Regions from separate parts of the Homo sapiens genome. Here regions 2 and 3 are each linked to region 1. Evidence: chromatin loops called from intact Hi-C (ENCODE). Cell type or tissue: Calu3. All regions are shown on one strand.

Evidence for each region. Hi-C counts contacts between places; a loop is a spot of excess contacts. Peaks named below come from ENCODE experiments on the same cell type or tissue, not always from the same donor. Only the 100,000 strongest peaks of a DNase experiment are listed, where the experiment ranks them.
Region 2: it touches region 1 in a loop (7-fold over the local background); 2 of 110 quality-filtered maps call a loop at or near these places.
Region 3: a loop joins it to region 1, with 2.3 times the contacts of the local background. A loop is called at or near these places in 2 of 110 quality-filtered maps.

Annotation. Positions count from the first base shown.
Region 1 is chr3:109,923,872-109,931,871 of GRCh38, reverse strand. No RefSeq gene overlaps it. Among named protein-coding and RNA genes, the nearest start is that of MIR4445, 330 kb to the right of the region's middle. RefSeq lists an enhancer at 4,138-5,337. In Calu3, no CTCF peak of the experiment used is centred here; a DNase peak (open chromatin) is centred at 4,521.
Region 2 is chr3:109,804,109-109,812,108 of GRCh38, reverse strand. All of the region lies in intron 2 of LOC124906267 (a long non-coding RNA gene), which reads right to left. Among named protein-coding and RNA genes, the nearest start is that of MIR4445, 210 kb to the right of the region's middle. RefSeq lists an enhancer at 4,109-5,308. In Calu3, no CTCF peak of the experiment used is centred here; a DNase peak (open chromatin) is centred at 4,938.
Region 3 is chr3:109,554,775-109,562,774 of GRCh38, reverse strand. No RefSeq gene overlaps it. Among named protein-coding and RNA genes, the nearest start is that of MIR4445, 44 kb to the left of the region's middle. In Calu3, no CTCF peak of the experiment used is centred here; a DNase peak (open chromatin) is centred at 3,074.

The DNA.
Region 1 (8,000 bases):
TTATTGGGTTATTAGTTATAACTTTTGTGTTATTTTAGTGCTTGCTTTCAGATATATAATTTACATCTTTTACTTGTATGTAACAGCCTATCTCCAAGGGATATAATACCATTTCAGATCCAATATAACAAACTAATGAGAGTATTCTTCCATCTCCTTGCTTTAGGACTAATGTCATACATTTTACTTCTTCATATGGCTTAAACCTCACAAAACACTGTTATTAATTTTGTTGTAAGAAAAACTTATCTTTTAAAAAGCTTTAAATAATAGACAAAAATAATATTACCCATATAATCATCATATAGGTAATGTGGGACAGCTAGCTGGACAAACATTGCTGAAGTATGATTGCATCTATATAGAATCTAAGACCTAGAAAACCTTGTTGTCCACGCACTTGCATCTAGAATTCCCACTTCAGAAAGCAAATGCCAAAATACAAAGCAATATGTTTTTATATATATTTATATATATAAATATATAATGTGTATATAATATATATTATAATGTATAATATAATGTAATGTGTATATAATATAAATGTGTATATAATATTTATATACATGTGTTTATATGTGTGTATATATAATATATAATAAAATATATAATAAATATATGTGCATATATAATATATACATATGTGTATATATATAAACATATTGCTTTGTATTTTATATTTATATGTATATGTATATATATAAACACACACATATATATTGTTCATATATCATAAAGAAGATGAGTTGTGAAACTTTGTTTTTTACTTCTATTTGAAATTAGCCTTACTAGACTTATATTAATTTTATGACATAATAAAAATGAATATAATATACCTTTGGTTCAAAAACAATTAAAAATAATGATTTTAAGTTTATGGAAAGTATAAAAGTGTTTAGGGTACAAAAAATAAGTGGAAAGAGGAAGAATAAAAATATGTTATATGGCCATAATTACTATTATGTTAAAAATTAAAAGCAATCTTTAAGAAATTATGTTATATTCAAAATCAGGCAATATCACTTTACAGAGCTGCTGCAGACAGAGAGGGAGTGGAGTGGGGTGGGACACTAGATTAAACAAAAAACATGACCCATTTTTCAAATACCTCAAATCCTAAAGAGGAAATTATTTCTCCTGACATAAAATATCTAAAATGTTCCCTTTTGCCCCTGCTGCACGCACACACAAAATACTAATTGAGAAGAAAATAAAATGGCGAAAGGCAGGGAGCCCTGAGGTTAGAAGACGGCTATAGAATTAAGTGGATAAGCAGGCATTCTTAGGCAGTACAGCATCCTAGAAAATGTAGTCAAGGGAGTGCACTTTAATTAATTGAATAGAGACTTATTTGAGTAAACTTCAATTATACAGTGTTCAATGACTAAGAATAAAACCTTAAAATATTATTTCTAATAAACATTGGCTGGGCATGGTGGCTCACATCTGTAATCCCAGCACTTTGGAAGGCAGAGGTGGGCAGATAACTTAAGGTCAGGAGTTTGAGATCAGCCTGGTCAACAGGGTGAAACCCTGTCTCTGCTGAAAATACAAAAATTAGCCAGGTGTGGTGGTACGTGCCTGTAATCTTAGCTACTTGGGAGACTAAGGCAAGAGAATCACTTGAACCCGTGAGGCAGAGGTTGCAGTGAGCCGAGATCGCACCACTGCACTCCAGCCAGAGCGACAGAGTGAGACTCCATTAAGGAAGGAAGGGAGGATGGAAGGAAGGGAGGAAGGAAGGAAGGAAGGAAGGAAGGAAGGAGGGAAGGAGGGAAGGAGGGAAGGGGAAAAGAAAAACAAGAAAGAAAGAAAGAAAAAGAAAGAGAAAGAAAGAAGGAAGGAAGGAAGGAAGGAAGGAAGGAAGGAAGGAAGGAAAGAAAGAAAGAAAGAGGAAAAAAGTTAACATCACAGCATAAACCAGCATGATAAACAAATGATGGGAAGCATATCAAGGAGGTTCAGTAAAATTTGAAGGAATTCAGGATGAGTTGTAACAGTGATTACTTTCTTAGAGACAGGTCATGAGTTATTTCTATCTGTTTTTAGGTAGTGAGAACTAAAAGTTTATAGCAGACTCTTTTATGTATTCTTCAAAGTATATAAGGTGTGTTGTACCAATGTAATCTTCATAATAATATGGGATCTGTTCATACATGGAATCATCCCCGGGTCTGTGTTCAGTTATTTGCAATAAATTCATTTGCTGTTTTTAAAGTCCACGTTAAAGTAGCCTTTCATGTTAGTTTAGAAAGTTACTTTCTTGCTGGACCAAAATGGGATCCGTGAAAACAAGAACAAGAACATGTTGCATCCGTGAAAACAAGAACAGTGGGACAAAACAGGTAAGTTTTTTTTATGGAATGTTGCTTTAACAAGATTAATTTCTGTTAAATATAACAAAAAATAGGATACAGTCCAAAATGTGAATAGGATTTGTCTTTGAAAGAAGAGCTTTTGAATGTTTTTAATCCTAATATTTATGGTTCCCCAAATATTTGTAACAGTTAAGTTTGATATGAAAAATAACATCTTTGAAAGTTGCACACTTCCCAAACCTAATAAGGAGATTATATGGGATATCTTTAAACTTTCTCTTGGTGTCTAGGAGCCATCCTTGTGAATTTCAGTCCACCTTCTCTGGAAGAGTGGCCCTTCTGTTAGGATAACTGAAATGTGTAAGACACCATTTATACGTTTACAGACATCCCCTAGGATGCTGTGAGTTTTCTATCTTCTTCCTCAGTTATAGCTGAGACGACCCATGTGGCAACTTCTGGTGTTATCTTCTAATTTGGTATTTGGTATATGAGGTACCATCAATTGAAAGTCAATTGACAATGAGTACTAGAGCTAGTCAATCTTCTTAAAGCACCTTATTTTTCACATAACTCTAATTCATTAATATTTTCACTGAGGTATGTGAATATATACATATGTATTCCCAGAAAACTATTTTTCCAGAGCTAAGGTCTCTCTCTCCCTCTCTCTATCTCTCTCTTCCCCTCCCTCCTTCTCTCTCTCTTCCTCTTGCCCTCTCTCCCTCCTTTCTCCTTTTTTTTTTTTTTTTTTTTTTTGAGACAGAGTTTTGCTCTGTCGCCCAGGCTGGAGTGCAGTGGTGTGATCTCGGCTCACTGCAGCCTCTGCCTCCCGGTTTCCAGCAATTCTCCTGCCTCAGTCTCCTGGGTAGCTTGGATTACAGGCATACACCACCATGCCCGGCTAATTTTTGTATTTTTAGTAGAGACGGAGTTTCACCATGTTGGCCAGGCTGGTCTCAAACTCCTGACCTCAGGTGATCCACCTGCCTCTGCCTCTCAAAAGTTCTGGGATCACAGGCATGAGCCACTGCGCCCGGCCTTCTCTCTCTTTTCTACCTCCTTCCTTACTCTACCTCTCTTCATATTTTCTTTCCTTCTTATTTGAGAGGACAGTTCTGACTACAGAAAGAAAAAGCTTATGTTTGTCCGAAACAAAAGAGAAACGTTATTCTAATTACCTTAAAGTATCAATATTCCTTTACCCTAATCCTGACTGATGAACCGTTAACTATGGGACACAGCATTTCAGACACTCACATCCAAGAGCCTATCTATGAATTTGGGGTAGCGAACAATACAAGGTTTGTAGCATTTTTTTCCTAAATGTATTGGCCAGTTGTTCTCACTGTGCTGGGAATCCTGAGAAGCAGTATTTTGTTTGTTTTGTTGTTGTTGTTGTTGTTTTGTTGTTTTGTTTTTTATTTTTTCTCTGCCAGTGTGCTGACCTGCTGGTAGGTACTGAAGACCAACATTAATTCATAGGAACTGACATTTAGTTCAAGGGCCTTTCAGAGTTCAGAAGCATTTAGAAAAGCATCAGTGAAAGCAACTTACATACCTACCCTTACTGGAGATACAGTCCCCACTAGCTCAGAGGTGCTGAATACCTCCTAGTGAATTGTCTTCCCATGTCATTGATGACTGGTTAACTCAGATTCTCCCTTTGCTTTCCATCTTCCATTCATTTAATCATTAAGGCAGAGTACTGGGCTTTGGGGGTATTTTCTTTTTAATTATAAAACTACTGTCTCCAAAAAAATGATCAAAATACTGAAAATTGAAAATCAATATGATAAACACTCACTAAGCACATACAAAAAAATTATTGTTAATTGCATTTTAGTGCATTTTTCTGGCATTGTTTTGTCTCTTATTTTTCCTTCTTTTAACTTTAATGTTCTCAGAATTTGTAAGCATACATGATTGCATTTTCTCATAGCACTTCTTTTACATAGAATAACATGTGATTAAGAGAAAGAATGGTAGTATTGTGTTTTAGTTCTCAACAGGAGGTATATCAGAATGACTAGGAAGATTTTTCAAAAACATTATTTCTCACACAAAGATATGCTTTGATGGAAAGGGAACAGGGGAAGGGGAGGGCATGATTGGTGCCTGTGCCTTCTAACTGAAATTCCCAAGTGACTCATACCCTGTCTCATAACTCAGGAGTGTGACTAAAAGAAACTCAACCTCTGAATGAGGAAACCTAGGTTTTAGTCAGAGCCCCAGCATTCTTTATGTATTTATTCATTCAACTAATACCAAGTGAGTGTTTTCTCGGGCTGCACTGGGCTAGGCTCTACGCTTCAAGTGTTAAAGAAGACAGACAAGTTCTCTGACCTCCTGGAGCTTAAAGTTTAGTTGATGTGACAAGCATTAAACAGATAACCATCTTAACATTAATTTAATTTCTGAATAACATTTTTTTTACCCAGTGTGCTGTGAAAACCTTAGCTATGTGATCCTAGGGAGTTAACCTAACCTCTATGCCTCAGTTTCAGCATCTGCAAGATGGCATAATTCAGACTTGACAAATGACCTTACTAGACTGATGGTAGAAAGATTTAGAAATAATAGTTGTAAATGTGGTGTGAAAAAATATAATGTGTTAAATAAATATTATGATTGCCATCAGTTAGAAAGATTAAAAAATATATGCACACACAAATAATCCATATCTTCCCTTCTAGTTAACATATATATTCTGGTGACACCATCATCAAAATGAAGGAAGATATGATATATCCAACTAGCTTCAGTGATTTCCTCAGTAGATGTGGAATAAGTTAAAGTAATTGTTAATTGATGACTAGGTACAAACATTTCTGCTTATCTATCACTGTTAACAAACTGCACCAAACTTCAGTGGCTTAATAGAGGTTAAGAATTCAGAAAAGACTCATCTGAGAGATTCTTATCTTCGCAAAAGACTGTAACATCAATTGCAGTCACTCAATGGTATTCAGGTGGCGGCTGGGCTAGTGCGGGTTGCGGGGTGAGCAGAGGAAGGGAATGCGTAAGCCGGGCAGCTTGCAAGGAGAGCTGGACGACCAGACTCAGTGGGCCCTTTTCCCCTCCACATAGCCACAGGCGCTCTTTATGTGGTCACCATGTTTTGCTTCTCACATGGAAGATCAGGGCTCCTAGAGTGAGAGTCCCAAGAAACTGAAAGTAGCAATTGCCGATATATTAAAGCCTGGGCCTGGAAATAAGCATGTTTCCCTTCCACTGTATTATACCAAAGCAAATACAAAGTCCACCCAAATTCAAGGGAAGGAAAAATCAATCTCATTTCTCTATGGGAGGAAGGTCAAATAATTTTCAGGCATCTTTAATCTGCTATGCAAATACTGGTAAACATCAACTCTTGCTTAATTCTTTTCTCCACTGGCCTCAGCCCCCATTCATCCATCTTTGTTTCCACAACATGTACAGTGTCAAGTAAACTCCTCATTTTATATAAGATTTATAACAAAGAGAGGAAACGGGGGAAAAATTATTCCCTGCAGGCCCCTTAAAGACGTGACTGAAGAGAGAAACTTGCAACAACTCCCTAAACCAACCAGCGTAAGTACATTCAACCCACAAGCTTGGGGAAGGAGTAAGAGCGTCACTTGCATTGAACTTCTCTTTCCTCTATTGGGAACAAAATATTATTTTGTTTTTCATCTGATAATTTATTAACAAAGAGAAAAACAAAAAATAAAGCCCTAAGTGCCTCCTCTCTGATGTTCAGATCCTGACAGTTAAATAGATTTCTAACAGTGTGCTTGTAATGATCAAATGGCAAGTGAACTTAGAGGTCTTAAGGAGTTAATTATGATAGAATTTAAACTGTAGTATATTTTTACTTTCTATATAAGATGTACCTAAAATTATACTTTACCCTAAAGGAAAAAAACGTGGCATAAAAAAAAGAGCATTTGGAGTCAGATACGCCTTAGTTTGAGAAGCATTCCTGGCACATAGGAAGGGTAAGACTAGCAACATCACAGCTGAGTTTCCATTTCTTCAACACCATTGTTGCTGAAGAAATCAGGTGTGAAATATGTCTATATAAGGACTAACACAGTAGATTTCCAAGAAATATTTGCCAAAGAAATGAATAAAATCCACATCATCAAAGTAACCATCCGAAAAGTAAGATTTGATTCAGAAAGGGATGACCTCTAAGAAAACCGAAGAGGCGAAGTAACATTTATTAAACACCAACTATGAGCTAGGCATTGTGCAAGTTACTGAGGATAAAGACGAAAACACAGACTTTCCTCTCAGAGAAAAGCATGTAACTTAGAAGCTAAATGCAAGGAAGAAAACAATGTTTTTTGGAAATGCAGAGTGTGTGCATACAGCCTGTGGGTCCCAGAGGGGAACAGGCGAGCTGGGCCTTGGGTGAATTTTTAATAATGAGTAGGGATAAATCAAGTAAAAAACAGAGGGCAATGGGGAGAGGCAGGCATAAAAATTATTATGGAAAAAGGCAAATGAGCCCATTAAATGTGCTTTAGATTAGGTCTGAGAAGTAGGGGGGAACAGGCCAGGCATGGTGGCTCACGCCTGTAATCCCAGCACTTTGGGAGGCTGAAGCAGGCAGATTGCTTGAGGCCAGGAGTTTGAGACCAGCATGGCCAACATGGTGAAACCCATCTCTACTAAAATTACAAAAACCAGCTGGGCGTGGTGTTGCATGCCTGTAATTCCAACTACTCGGGAGGCTGAGGCATGACAATTGCTTGAACCCAGGAGGCGGAGGTTGAAGTGAGCTGAGATCACACCACTGCACTCCAGCCTGGGCAACAGAGCGAGACTCTGTCAAAAAAACAAAAAAAAAAAAAGCGGGGGGGGGGAACAATCCAGTAGGTCCGTATTCCTTTTTAACCTGGCAAGGAGCCCAGTTCCAGGCACATAGTAGGTACTCACAAACTCATTAAAGGCAAGGCAGGAAAGGAGAATGTGGGGTACATGATGAGTTTTGTACTCTATTCTAAAGACTTCAGATGTTATGCTGAAACCCACAGGGATGTGTTGAATGATTTTAAATAAGAGCAATGTGATCATATTTCTCTTTCCCAACCATTCATCTCACAACACTCTAGGAAGAGAAAGGAGATCTATAAACATACAGGTGGGGAAATGGTTAAGCATTAACCTATTAATGTAGATTACCTATTAATGTAATCTACCTCTGGAGGGTTGCAAAACTTTCACAAAAATTAAAGCAGGTTTAATGTTCTCTGACTGTTTCATCTGAATCAGAGACTCTCATGCTCCCTTCCATAGCTGCCTTGAGTGTGAAATTTAGACACAGGCCAAAATACCAGTCAACTCACAGTATATTTCTATTGACCAGCCTGGGTGCTTTCTTGACTAATAAAACTCTTTCCTGATGAAATGACAATTCAGCTCCTGAGCAAGTCTTTGCTGTAAGAATATGTGTGAAGCACAGACCAATAGAAAATGTCTTGTTTTGTGGGACCTATTTTTTTCCCATGTCTTTTCAGCTTCTTTTTGGATTTTGCTCTGAGCACTGAATATCGGTAACCTCTCACACTAAAAGTTCAATCAAAGAAAACACTAGTTTGCACATGAGTCACACTATGGCAATATGGCATTATCTGCTTGAGGCCGTAAGATTGTAGACGAAAGGTGGATTGAACATCAAGCCACTAGTATATC
Region 2 (8,000 bases), 120 kb after region 1:
ACTCAGTATGTCCCCCTCTCCCATCTGTCTCATGTCCCTTCTGCGTAACACTGTACTCATTTAGTGCTAGCCACATTGGCTTCTTTGCTTTTCTGCAAATACAGCAGGCCCATTCCTACCTTAGGGACTTATGTTTCTTTGCTCTGTTTGGAAGACTTAACTGCAGATATCCGCATGGCTTGCTCCTTAACCTCCTTTAGTTTTTTACTCAAACATCACCTTTTCAGCAAGGTATTTTGTGGCCACTCTATCTAAAATGCAATTAGAACCTAGAACAGTTCCAATGATAGGGTAGGTGCCCAATAAATAATGGTTAAATACATAAAAATCTTGCTACAAGGTGATCTTGTGAATGGAAGTCACATGCTGAGAAAGAGGTGGCATGGGCATGGGTTCCTAATAGTAGCACAGAGCCACCACACCAGCCCTGCGGTGTCTCCCTCAAGATTTCTTTTAAGTAAGAGAAAAAATATTTATTTTATTTAATCCACTCTTACTCAGGAGTTTTACTTATATGCAGCTGGTAGCTGACTAAGCCTGATAGCTCTTCCTATAGCTCACTGATTCTCAATCCTTGATTTATGTTAGAATCACCTGGGAAGTTTCAAAAACTAGTAATACTCAGGCCTTACCTCAAGGGCTACTGATGTAATTAATCTTGATAGAGTCAGACATGACTATGTAGAAGCCTCCTAGCAATTCTACTACGAAGCCAGGATTAAGATGAATTGCTATAATCATTGTGTTAAATGTTTTTATATTATTATTTCAAAATAAATATTGTCATCCCTTGGTATCTGTGGGGTATTGGTTCCAGGACTGCCCACAAACACCAAAGCTGGTGCATATTCAAGTCCGGCAGTCAACCCTGTAGAACCTGCAGAAACGAAAAGTCGCCCCTCTGGCCCTCCATATATGCAGGTTTCACATCCTGCTAACACTGTATTTTCAATGCGTGTGTTTGGTTGTGGGTGGCAAATCAGCCAATATAGAAGCCCAATTGTATTTATTTTTTTAAAAAATCTGATTATAGGTAAACCCATGCAGTGCAAACCTATATTCTTCAAAGGTCAACTGTAGTTCTTGATTTTTAGTCCCAGTTTTTATAAAGTGACTAGTATGTAAACATAAGGTGCTACTATTGTTACACCACAGAAGTAGAATAATAATAGCAACAATAAATACAATTTGCATATTATTTATGCTTTACAGTGCCTTCACATAACAACCAATTTTACTGAGAGAGATTTGATTGATTTTTTTATTTTGCAGAAGATGTGACCTCTTACTAAGTGAACATATCCTTGGCTAGGTCTCTCATTTCAAAACGATTCACCACTATGCTCAATTCTTTGGTTTGTCCCAAACCTCAAAATAACTAGGCACAGTTCAGCCCTTCCTCCACAGAAGCCAGAGAGTGGAATGGAGCTTTGACCTGAAATGATTAGAGAAAGGAAATAAGTCCTAGATCAATATCTTGTAGACCCTGACTCACATAATTCCCAATAAAGTCACTCAAAACCTGAAGAGTACAAAAAAAAAAAAAAACAACCAAACAAACTGAACAACGAGGATGGACCCTAAGACTGAAAAATAAGACTTTAAATGCCACTACAGAAGGGAGATTGCACCCTTACTGACTGAGGTTTGGGAATACTTTTTATTGCAGAGCCAAATCTAGGCCCATTAAATTAAAAAAATAATAATAAGGCTGTAGACTCGTAGCATTTCTATACTATGATTTTATCTATAACATAGAAACCAGAGACCCAAATATCTGTACCCCACGATAAAAAAGAAGATAATTTTGGCCGGGCGCAGTGGCTCATGTCTGTAATGCCAGCACTTTGGGAGGCTGAGGCAGGCGGATCACAAGGTCAGGAGCTCGAGACCAGCCTGGCCAGTATGGTGAAACCTCGTCTCTACCAAAAATGCAAAAATTAGCCAGGCATGGTGGCATGTGCCTGTAGTCCCAGCTACTTGGGAGGCTGAGGCAGAAGAATCGCCTGAACCCGGGAGGCAGAGGTTTCAGTGAGCCAAGATTGCACCATCGCACTCCAGCCTGGGTGACAGAGCAAGACTCTGTCACAAAAAAAAAAAAAAAGATAATTTCAAGAGTTTTATCTCACCTCTAATTCCTAGCCAGCCAATTTTAGCATTACTAATGGCTACTGTGATGATTAATATTGAGTGTAAACTTCATTGGATTGAAGGATGCAAAGTGTCGTTGTGGGTATATCTATGAGGGTGTTGCTGAAGGAAATTAACATTTGAGTCAGTGGACTGGGAAAGGAGACCCATCCTCAATCCTGGTGGGCACAATCTATCTAATCAGCTGCCACTGCGGCCAGAATAAAAGCAGGCAGAAGAATGTAAAAATAAATAAATAAATAAATAAATAAATAAATAAATAAATAAAGCCTAGACTGGCTTATCCTCCCAGCCTATGTCTTTATCCTGTGATGGATGCTTCTTGCCCTCGAACATTGGACCTCAAGTTCTTCAGCTTTGGGACTTGGACTGGCTTCCTTGCTCCTCAGCTTCCAGATGGCCTATTGTGGGACCTCACCTTGTCATCCTGTGAGTCAACACTCCTTAATAAACTCCCCTTTATATATACATGTATTCTATTAGTTCTGTCCTTCTAGAGAACCCTGACTAATACAGCTACCCATGTTAAATGATAGGACAGAACCTTCAGGAATCAAGAACAAAATGAGAAAGGTCATAGTGAGCAAAAATCCCTTCTCTGATCCAACTGGAGGATCAATTATGCCATACCTTCCATGCTTAGTAATTACTGTATTACTTTTATTGGGATACAGTGCAGCCTAGTGTTTACAAATGTTACAGAAATCTTATGCCTCAGCTTTCTGATTAATAAAATGTGAACAATATATCTCTTATGTTAGACTATTGCAGGGATTAAATGAGTTATCACCTAAAATGTTTTTTAAAAGTGCCTAATACCTATTTGCTATTATTATTTATATTATTAGTAACAATAATTTGTAACATCATAATAGAGAAAACTTGAACACAATCTCAAACTCAGTTGGGCAAAATATAATTGTTATGGAATAAATTGTGTCCCGCAAAATTTATATGCTAAAGTTCTAAACTACAGTACCTGAGAGTGTGACAGTATATAGAGATAGGGTCTTTAAAAAGGTAATTTAGGAAAAATTAGGTCATAGGGGGAGCCCTAATCCAATATGAGTGGTGTACTTATTAAAACATGGAGATTAGGACACATACACACACACACAAAGACCATGCACACACAGTAAACACACAGGGAGAAGACAAGACAAGAAAGGCCTCAGGAGAAATCATCCTACTGACAACTTGACTTGGACTTCTAGCCACCATATTTTTGAGAAAATAAATATCTGTTGTTTAACCCATAGGGTCCACATACTTTGTTACAACAGCTCTAACAAACTAATATAATAATGCATTTCTTTATTTTCTATAAATGTACTTAATACTTACTTCTTGTCCACTTCTTGCCAAGATAGTCAAATATCTATCTCAGCAATTCTTGAGGACCCTCTACTACCAGGGTAATGAAGTATGTGAAGGTCTTAGTAGCACAATGACATAGGGTGGCTCCTGGGTCATTGGCCATCTGTCCAATGTTTACTACCTAGACACTGGAGTCTGTTCCACAGGGTCCCTCCAAATCCAGCCTTCTTCCTGACCGATGCTTCTGTGCACCACACTGAGGATGGAGCAAACTTTGGCGAGCCTGAAACCCACCAACATTCCTCCTGAAGTCTTGCTTCCTCCACACAGCACTGATAGTTAGCAGGGTCCTGCTGTGGCCTTTGAGGAATCCCTACAGTGGTTCTGTGTCCTTGCACTCCTATCTGGAGATATCACAGATCTCCAGATCTAGGAGTAAGGAAACTGGGTGTAAGGAAACTCTTCACTGTGAGTAAAAGTAATCCCTTTTCTTTTATTTCATGTAGGAGGCATTCTCTCTCTCCTCTCTTTCAAGGGCGTCTAGCACAACTTTATCAAAAAGTATAGACTTAGAAAATGAAAACCTAGGTTGGAAGTAAAACTTCAGTTTTTTCAAACTCAAAACATCCTTGAGACCAAGAAGCACAGAGTCTGGCTACCTACTGAATGAAGGATATATGAATGAATGATAGAGACATATCAATTGATATCATTAAAGATACCCTGAAGTGTTACCAGTAGTTTTTTACACAGATCCTTAAAGCCATAAATGCCGTGAATTTTTTTTTTTGACAGTCTATCTCTGTTGCACAGGCTGGAGTGCAGTGGCGTGATCTTGACTCACTGCAACCTCCACCTCCTGGGTTCAAACGATTCTCCTGCCTCAGCCTCCTGAGTATCTGGGACTACAGGCGCCCGCCACCACACCCAGCTAATTTTTTTTGGTATTTTTAATTGAGACGGGGTTTCGCCATATTGTCCAGGCTGGTCTCGAATTCCTGACCTTGTGATCCGCCCACCTCAGCCTCCCAAAGTGCTGAGATTACAGGCATGAGCCACAGCGCCTGGCCTATTTTTATTTTTTTACGTGTTTTCTTCCTCTCTCTTTCTCTTGTCAGCTTATTAACATGCTTATTCATTTGTAAAAGGTGACAGCATACCCAAGCAGAAAAGGCGAGATGTTTCTACCAGCCTGGCTCCTCTTCTCTGGCCTCTATTCTTTTGGCCTAAGAGATAGACAATACATCAAGCAAGGTCCTTATTTGCAAGCAAAATAAGAAATCAATCATGACTGAATAAATGGGAGGATAAAAAAGAGTTTATTTTAAAAACTAATAGGTAGCTCTCTGAATCACCAGGAGAGCGGAACCATCTTGCTCAGAACAATGAATCTTGAACAATGCCCCAATTGAGGCTGCAAAACTGGGCTGATGAGGAAACTACTTCTGCCCCCACAAAACTAGAACACTGAGTGTCCTAGATAATGTTGTCACTGATCTATCAGGAACACAATTGTGCTGTAACCACTTCCTTTATCAGAGAATGAGTCACTTCCCGTGTTTTTTGGTGTCACTAACTTCCTACTCAAAAACTGGTATGAGTGCATCCAATATAGAGAGCCCGAAGTATTTGCCCAAACCCTTGCTTCAAATCAGGCTGAGAACGTATCTGGTATTTTTAGTTTTTATAGTTTATATAGTTAATGTTTCTAAAGTTTAAAGTTTGCTCTTTCTCCCACCAAGATTAATCTCACGTAGAAAGGGGATGCAAATGCTAGGCAGACAAAAAGACTGAAAAAAAAAAAATCTCCACAACAGAAAGACTGACACAAAGCTGAAAGAGAAAACAAGACAGGAAGTTAGGGTACAGTTAGAAATGCCTTTGGTTTCAATTAATAAAATATCTGATTAGGTATTTTTAAAAAGTAATTTAAAAAATAGAGGGAGTCTTTTTTGTTTAGTCACAGAATGCAAAATCTGAAAGTAAGAACTTGTTGCTTTCATTAGCTCAGGAGCTCAACAATGTTAAGATTAAGTCAAAAGTTCACTTGTCCTTTTCCTCTTAATTCCAAAATGACTATTTTTGCTTCAAATCAGGTAAAAGAGAGAGAGGATAAGAAGTGTCAACAGACTTCTCTATACATTTCATGGGCGAGAATCACTGGCAACCAGTCCATAAAAAATGTATCACTGAAGCCACAAGCTAGAGAAATATTCTCCTATATGTGAAGTAACACGATCCTACAAGGTTCTTTTAAAGGATACCAATTAAAACTACTTTCTAACAAATTTGTTGCTCTTTTACTGCGAAAAGTATATGCATCCCAACCTTGAATGATAAATTTTATCAGTAAAAATCTTTATATTTTCAAAAATTTAACCATTAATTGTGTATGGACTCATACTCAATAGAAAATATAAATGAATACACATTATGTCACAAAATTAAAATCATGGAAATCAAGAGAGAGTCACCTCGTTTATAACTGCCTTCCCTATTGAAAGATATATCTGCAGAATGGATGCACCACCTCACCCGCTGTTTTATTTTTCTCTACAATCAGATATAGTTCATAGGTCTTGGCAAGAGCAATCCCATTTACTTTAACTGTTATTAGAGTGTTCATGTTTTCATGCCTTTTCATCTGTTTTCTTTGCTTCTGGAACTCTTTGAAGGCTTACTTTAGATGGCCTTGCTTGGTAACATCTAAAATACCATTTCTAAGATCCTGGTGTTCTCCCCAGTCATTTGGATAATTGCCACTATTGATGCTAGTTTGACTCTGGCATTCTGGACATTCCCTTATCCCATCTTCATATTGCTCTTTATTTATATGGTAGCAAACGGAAGTCCATATCATATGTCTCCATATGAATGGGACATCAGAATTAAATAGACATAAAAATGAAAAGATTCCTGGGAAAAATCACTCAGGATGCTCTGGGTTGGAGTCTATCCAGGCTGTGCTATTTATTATTCAGTTGACTTTGAGCATGTAACTTAATCTCTTGAGTCTCAATTTTATTGTATGTACCTTGCTTCACATAAATATTCTTGTGAGAAATCTTGTGAAGATTTGGAATATAGAATCTCTTTGAAGTCTATAACATTGTATAAAAAGAAAAGCTAACAAAGACTATATATTATTGTCTGATGTACTCTTTCATCCTCCTGAAAAGCATTCAGCAAATTCTGCTTATCCTTACATCCCACATTTCCTGCTCCACTCTCCGCTTCAGGCTAGATCCTACTACCCACTTCCATCTTGACCACAATATTCTTACTCAACATGGGAGATAGAGCAGGTAAACAAAAGAAGCTGGATTTTGTTAGATTCTGCTCAGGACAAACTATAGAGGTCAATCTGGTTTTAATTACTTTATTCTCTTTGTCAGAATTCCAAGTAGGCACTGGTCTCTACATTAGCTGTAAAGGCCAATTATTTATTTCACAATATTGAAGTCTCTGGCCCAGATGGTTGATTTCTCTAATCTATCCAGTCCTATCTGAGTCTTAGCTCCTGATCTGGGCCTTTGCTGCAGATTCTACATCCACCCTATGGGTTAACTATGTTGAATATCAGGATTCTTGATACTTGGCTTTAGCCTAGCAATTTATTTCATTGTGCCTCCTATTTTCTTGAGAAAGTGAGAGTAAAGTGTTTAAAATGAGTCATTAAGCTACCTGTGGTTCAATTAGACCACTGCTTTCACACCTTTATGACTAATGTTTCATGAAGCTGAAACTAATTGACATGATTTCTATAAAGGCAGGGAAGCCCATAAGCCAGGCCTGACCATACACACCCACTTACTTTTGAAGGATTTCTTCTGGCATTAATCCAAAAGGTGCTCAAAACCTAAAGGAAGATATACAGCATTTACTTACACTGTTCTCGTCCATCTTTACTTTTTCACTCCCTCCTTAAGACTTCTTTTTTAGATGATGTCTTTTTTGCCTGTAGGACCCCTACTGACAATTTTAGTTTGTCTTTGATTTTTAAAATTTGTTGATATATGCATGAAGCAAAGTGCCTGTTTTTCTGTTTTTTATATCTCCACAGCTTTTGTCTCTCAGTGTTTATACTTTGGTAAATTTGGACTCTACTTTTTTTCCAAAATGAATAAAGAACATTTTTCTTATAAAGAACATCACTTTTACATGTACTAAAAGTTTTTTAAAAATGTGTCCCAGCTTTTTCTCTTACCCATGAAGGACTCTGTCCATGAAAGCCTTTGTGGTGTTGGGGACACGGGACCAACTGTCCACCAGCAAACATGAGAGCAACTCAGCACATGCATTCTCTGGGGAAGACTTGCTTCCTAAATGACCATTTCTAAAGCTGGCCACTGGCCAAGGGTCCAGAGCCCTGTAGCAAGATGACAAAAGCACCAAAATCTGAAGCTTTTAAAGGAATTATTCGTTTTTGAAATTAGAAAACAGACAAGCTGTCCCCCCTCCAGTAATCTAAAGAATTGCCATTTGTGGGAAGGAAATAAGGTTGTCTATCCTAACACTGGAAAGAAAAAAAA
Region 3 (8,000 bases), 370 kb after region 1:
TTCAAAAAGAAAATGGCAAAAGACATGAAGAGACATTTCACCAAAGAGGATCTATAAAAGGCAAATACAGCTGGGTGTGGTGGCTCACGCTTGTAATCCCAGTACTTTGGGAGGCCAAGGCAGGTGGATCACAAGGTCAGGAGACTGAAACCATCCTGGCTAACACAGTGAAACACCGTCTGTACTAAAAATACAAAAACAAAATTAGCCAGGGATGTTGGTGGGCGCCAGTAGTCCCAGCTATTCAGGAGGCCGAGGCAGGAGAATGGCGTGATCCTGGAGGGCGGAACTTGTCGTAAGCTGAGATCACACCATTGCACTCCAGCCTGGGTGACAGAGCAACACTCTGTCTCAAAAAAAATAAAAATAAAAAGGCAAATACAATAATGCTTTAATTAAACCCCCTTTATAAGAAAGGGAGAGAAAAGTGAAATAGAGTGCTTACCACCACTATCCAACTAAAAGATATTGGCAATACAATTAAATGACCAAAAATATAAATTATGTTTACTTACCTCCTTCAGTAACTTCCAGTCACAGCACCTGGTCCAAAATATTGTAATCAGTTTTTAATTAATTAACACATCAAACCTGGGAAAATGATTAACATCCCTTTATGTCTACTATAAGTAAGTCATATACATACTGCTAGCTTCTTTCCCATTTATTATTTAAGTTTTCCAACAACGTTGTGAGAGATACATTATTATACTCATTATAAAAATAAGAAAATTGAGATTTTGGAAGTCTAAGATAACTTGGTACATCCATAAAGTTAGTTAAATTATGAATTCTTGATATGTTTGATTCTGTACAAATAAGCTATTTTTATTTCTATTTATGAGAGAAAAAGATAGTACAATTTAATTAAAAACCATAATATGCCAGGAGCAAGATGGTGGATAGGAGGCAGGGCTACTGTGCATCTCCCATTTGGACGGACAGAACAGAGTGTAGAGGCTCTCATTGTGAACTTTTCTTCCAAGAACCACTGCAGGAATGGACCAGGAAAATCAAAAGAATTCACAGATCCTTTGAAAGGAATAGCATGCCACTGCAAACTTCACAAGACAAACAAAAAACTGTGAGTCCCTGAAGTGTGAGAGGAGGAAAAGTTTGCCTCTGAACACATATTCTCCACTGAGGAATCTGAAAATCCAAATCACAGGAGAAGAATTTAACCTTACCTAGAGCTAGAAAAAATTTAGAAAGCTATGTGAAATACAAAAGTAGAAACAGCAGTGGGAAGAGCCTTATAGGTACTGTCAGTCTCCAGCTTGAGCCCAGGGAAGCCATCCCTCACTATATCTCACAGAGGCCCACAGGGAAGGTAGCCAGCAGAATTAGGGAGGGGTCACAGGATGAAAGAAGCATTCAACTGAATTTTGTGATAATTTCGAGTAGGCACAAACTTCCTTGAGCAGAATCCAGGGAGCAAACGGGAACCGCTCCAGATATGAGCACAGAAGCTGCCAATGTTGTGGGCAGACAGACAGGGGCATGGCCTGAATGCTGTGCTTGCTTTCTTGGTCAAGAAGTTTATGGTGGGACAGGTCTGACTTCTGTGCTCAGGCTTCCTGAATCTAAACTTGATGCTGTTAGCAGGCACTGCAGGAGTGAGACCAGCTTCACCAACTGCATTGGAGCTGGGTGAGGCCTTTCACTACCAGCTATCCCCCCACTTCTCTGGTGAACTATACTGCACAGTAGAGGCAGCCATAATCCCCTATGTAACATAACCCCATTGGCCTGAGAACCACTCCCCATCCCCCACAGTGGCTGCAGCAAGCCCAGCCTAAGGAGAGTCTGAGCTCAGGCCCATGTAACCCTATCCCCACATGATGGTATTTCTCTACCTACCCCAGTAGCTGAACACAAAAGACATATACTCTTGGGAGGTTAATGGCCCTGCCCATCCCCTGAGAAACCAGAATACTTCCACTGGCCAATTTAGGACAACCTTAAATTCCACTGCTAATACCACAGCTGGTGCTCTCTTGAAAGTGCCACCTCCTGGCAGGAGGCTAACCAATTTAGGCCATTACAGCAACTTATGACAGAATAACACTGCTCCCAGGAAGGAGAAAACAACAGCTAATGCAACTGTCTGAAACATCCTGGCTAACCAGAGGTCCTGAGTCTGTCCACATGACAACTTCGCTGCTAGCATAACCAGCATTCAAGAAAGCCAGTATATTAAACCTATGACCAAGGATTCTCAGAGTTTACTTCAGTCCGCTGTCACCTCCACAAGAGCAGGTGCTGGTATCTACAGCTGGGAGACCTGAAGACCGATCACATCACAGGACTCTTTGCAGACATTCCCCAGCACCAGCCCAGAGCCTGGTAGCCCCACTGGGAGGCTAGACCCAGAAGAGCAATAACAATCACTCCAGTCTAGCTCTCAGGAAGCCCCATCCCTAGGGGAAGTGGGAGAGCACCACATCAAGTGATCATCCAACAGGACAAAAGAATTTGAACAGCAGGTCTTGTGTTCCAGATCCTTCAGCCAGTGGGACGTTTCTCACAGCAGAACCAAAATTGCAGTGTTGGGCGCAGTAGGGAATATCTGTACCTATACTTCAACAGGCAGGCAGCCTCTGTGATCATGAAGGACCTTGGGGAAGGGATCCTTGTATCCCCTATCACTCCCGCATAGACACAGCTGGAGCTTCCTTCATAGGAATGCAGCATGGAGACACCTATAGACAGCCTTTCTAGAACAATCCAGGGTGAGTGCAGCCCCACAGGAGGAGCACACCCCAGATTCAGGCCTGCAGTAGAGGCAAAGTCACAATTCCTCCCTACTTGAAATATCAACATTCATATAGATAAACAGAGGTTCCTCTCTGATCTAAATAGCTGAAACACTAAGAGAAGAGTGAGGCTGTGAGGTGAATAGCTTTCCTGATGACCTGGCAGGGGAGCTGAGGTAGCTCCCACTCTTCACCCTGATAAAACCCCAGTATTTCTAATTGAGAGCCCCTCCAGGCACCCTCATCAAGGCTAGGACCTCAGCCCAGCATTAGGATTGCATCTACACACCTGCCTTAGCCACAACTTGTGCCTGCCCAGGGATACTTCCCCTATTGGCCTGAAGCTGAATCATCAACTCAGTAAACAAAACATTGGGGACAAATTAAATAAATAAAGTGTACACCACAAGAGAATGAGATAAGCTTCATGAGATCCCTGCCATCCAACTCCATAGGAGACAATGAACTCATTCACACACTAAGAATATAACTATTACCATCACCATTGGGGAATGCCAAGGCACAAAGACTGTCTATAACAAAGGATCTCATACAGAGTCTTCACACATACTGACACCGAGAATCAAATTAGGCTAAAATGAACTTTAAAGTCTGATCTTAAGAGGGAAAAAAAGAAATTTAAATTTAAAAAAACAAAATTCAATCAAAAATAAATTCAAGAAGAATTTGAAGAAATAGTCTACTCAAATGAGAAAGAACCAGAAAAGTAATTCTGATAATATGACAAAACAGTGTTCTGTAACACCCCCAAAGATCACACTAGCTCTCCAGCAATGGATCCAAACCAAGAAGAAAACTCTGAATTGCCAGAAAAAGAATTCAGAGAAAAAAAAAAAAAGGTTGATTATTAAGCTACCAAAGGAGATACCAAAGAAAGGTGAAAAACAACTTAAAGAAACTTTAAGAACAATACAGGATATGGGTGAAAAATGCTCCAGAGAAATTGATATAAAGAAAAAACAATTACAACTTCTAGAAATGAAAAACAAACTTAGGGAAATACAAAATGCAGTGAAAAATTTCAACAATAGACTAGAACAAGTAAAAGAAAGAACTTCAAAGCTCACAGTCAAGGCTTTCAAATTAACCCAATCAAAAAATTTTTTTAAAAAGAATTTTAAAAATTAAACAAAACCTCCAAGAAATCTGCAATTATGTTAAATGACCAAACCTAAGAATAATTGTTGTTTCTGAGAAGGAATAGAAATCTAAAAGTCTGGGAAACTTATTTGAGGGAATAATTGAGGAAAACTTCCCTAGCCTTGCTAAAGATCTAGCTATCCAAATACAAGAAGCTCAAAGGACTCCTGGTAAATTTATCACAAAAAGTTCATCACCTAGCCACGTAGTCATCAGGTTATGTAAAGTCAAGGTGAAGGAAAGAATCTTAACAGCTGTGAGACAAAAACAACCTATAAAGGAAAACGTATCAGATTAACAGCTGATTTCTCAGAAGAAACTTTACAAGCCAGAAGGCAGTGAGATCTTAACCTTTAGCCTCCTTAAACAAAATAATTGTCAGCCAAGCATTATGTGTCCAGCAAAACTAAGCTTCATAAATGAGGGAGAGATAAAGTCTTTTCCAGACAAACAAATGCTGAGATAATTTTTCTATTAGTTCATTTTCACACTGCTGATAAAGACATACCCGAAACTGGGAACAGAAAAAGGTTTAATTGGACCTACAGTTCCACATGGCTGGGGAGGCCTCAGAATCATGGCGGGAGGTGAAAGGATCTTCTTACATGGCGATGGCAAGAGAAAATGAGGAAGAAGTAAAAGCAGAAACACCTGATAAGCCCATCAGATCTTATGAGACTTATTCACTATCACAAGAATAACATGAGAAAGACTGGCCCCCATGATTCAATTACCTCCCCCTGGTTCCCTCCCACAAAATGTGGGAATTTGGGGAGATACCATTCAAGTTGAGATTTAGATGGGAACACAGCCAAACCATATCAATTTACCACTATAAAACCAGCACTACAAGAAATCCTAAAAGGAGTTCTACATTTTGAAACAAAACCATGAAATACACCAAAATAGAACCTCCTTAAAGCATAAATCTCACAGGTCCTATAAGACAATAATACAATAGAAAAAAATAAGATATTCAGGCAACAACTACCATGAGGAACAGACCAGTAACTCACATCTCAATACTAACATTGAATGTAAATGGCATAAATGCACCACTTAAAAGATACAGTATGGCAGAATGGATAAAAATCCACCAACCAAGCATCTGCTGTCTTCAAGAGACTCACCTAATACATAAGGACTTATATAAACTCAAGGTAAAGGGTTGGAAAAATATATTCCATGCAAATAGAAACCAAAAATGAGGAGGAGTAGCTATTCTTATATCAGACAAAACAAACTTTAAAGCAACAATAGTTTAAAAAGACAGAGGGACATTATATCATGATAAAAGGATTAGTCCAACCAGAAAACATCACCATTTTAAATATATATGCACCTAACACTGGAGCTCCCCAATTTATAAAACAATTACTACTAGACCCAAGAAATGAGATAGACAGCAACACGATATCAGTGGGGCACTTACAATAGGCCACAAAACAAGTCTCAATAAATTTAAGAAAACCGAAATTATATCAAGTATCTTCTCAAGCCACCATGAAATAAAACTGGAAATTAACTCCAAAAGAAACCTCAAAACTATACAAACACATGGAAATTAAATAATCTGCTCTTGAATGATCTTTGAGTCAACAATGAAATCAATATGAAAATTAGAAAATTTTTTGAACTGAATAATAATAGTGACACAACTTATCAAAACCTCAAATCAAAATCTACAGCAAAATCTACAGGTGCTAAGGCGAAAGCCCAGGGCATTAAATGCCTATATCAAAAAGTCTGAAAGAGCACAAATAGACAATCTAAGGTCACACCTCAAGGAACTAAAGAAACAAGAACAAATCAAACCCAAACTCAGCAGAAGAAAAGAAATAACAAAGATCAGAGCAGAACTAAATGAAATTGAAACAAAAAAATACAAAAGATAAATGAAACAAAAACTAGTTCTTTGAAAGGATAAATAAAACTGATAGACTGTTAGCGAGATTAACCAAGAAGGGAGAAGATCCAAATAAGCTCAATTCAAAATGAAACGGAAGATAATACAACCAATACCACAGAAATACAAAAGATCATTCAAGATTATTATGAACATCTTTATGTGTACAAAGTAGAAAATCTAGAGGAGATGGATAACTTGCTGGAAATACACATCCCTCCTAGATTAAATTAAATCATGAAGAAGTAGAAACTGAACAAATAAAGAATAAGTAGAGGGATTGAAACCAATAAAAAAAATTGCCAACAAAAAAATGTCCAGGACCAAATGGATTCACAGCTGAATCCTATTAGACATTTAAAGAAGAATTGCTACCAATCCTACTGAAACTATTCTAAAAGATAGAAACAGAGGGAATCCTCCCTAAATCATTCTATGAAGCCAGTATCACCCAAATACCAAAATCAGGAAAGAACATAACAACAACAACAACAACAAAACTACAAACCAATATCCCTGATGAACATAGATGCAAAAATCCTGAACAAAATACTAGCTAACCAAATCCAACAGCATATCAAAAAGATAATACAACATGAGCAAGTGGATTTCATACCAGGGGTCCAGGGATGGTTTAAAATACACAAGTCAATTAATGTGGTATATTACATAAACAGAATTAAAAGCAAAAATTATATAATCATCTCTACAGAAGCAGAAAAAGCATTTGACAAAATCCAGCATCCCTTTATGATTAAAATCCTCAGCAAAACTGGCACAGAAGAAGTATATCTCAAAGTAATAAAAGCCATCTATGACAAACCCATAGCCAACATCATACGGAACAGGGAAAAGCTGAAAGCAATCCCCGTGAGAACTGGAAAAAACAAGGATGCTCACTTTTGCCACTTATATTCAATGTAGTACTGGAAATCCTAGCCAGAGCAATCAGGCAAGAGAAAGAAATAAAGGGCATCCAAATTGGAAAAGAGAAAGTCACACTGTCACTGCTCTCAGATATGATCATATACCTAGAAAATGCTAAAGACTCATCTAAAAAGCTCCTAGATCTGATAAATGAATTCAGTAAAGTTTCAAGACACAAAATCAGTGTACACAAATCAGTAGCACTTCTACACCAACAACAACCAAGCTGAGAATAAAATAAAGAACTCAATCTTTATTACAACTGCAAATAAAATAAAATAAAATGAAATAAAATATTCAGGAATATACTTAACCAAGGAGGTCAGAGATCTCTACAAGGAAAACTACAATACACTGCTGAAAGAAATCATAGAAGACGCAAAGTAATGGAAACACATCCCATGTTCCTGAATGGGTAGAATTATTGTGAAAATAACCATAATGCCAAAGGCAATCTACAGATTCAATGTAATTCCCATCAAAATATCACTATCATTTTCAAAGAACTAGAAAAAAATCCTAAAATTAATATTGAATGAAAAAAGAGCCTGCATAGCCAAAGCAAGACTAAGCAAAAAGAACAAATTTGGAGGCATCACATTAGGTTATGTGATAGACTTCAAACTATACTACAAGGCTATAGCTACCGAAGCAGTATGGTACTGGTATAAAAAAAAGGCATGAAGACCAATGGAACAGAATAGAGAACCCAGAAATAAACTCAAATACTTACAGCCAACTGATCTTCAACAAACCACACAAAAACACAAAGTGGGGAAAGGACACCCTCTTCAATAAATGGTGGTGGGATAATTGGCAAGACACATATAGAAGAATGAAACTGAATCCTCATCTCTCACCTTAGACAAAGATCAACTCAAGATGGATCAAAGACTTAAATCTAAGACTTGAAACCTTAAAAATTCTAGAAGATAACACCAGAAAAACTCTTCTAGACATTGGCTTAGGAAAAGACTTCATGACCAAGAACCCAAAAGCAAATGCAAAATAAATAAATAAATAAATAAATAAATAGGACTTAATTAAACTAAAATGCTTCCACACAGCAAAAGAAATAATCAGCAGAATAAACAGACAACCCACAGAGTGGGAGAAAATATTCACAAACTATGCATCTGACAAAGCATTAATATCCAGAGTCTACAAGGAATTCAAACTAATCAACAAGAAAAAAAACAAATAATCCCCTTAAAAAGTGGGCAAAGGACATGAATAGACAGTTCTCAAAA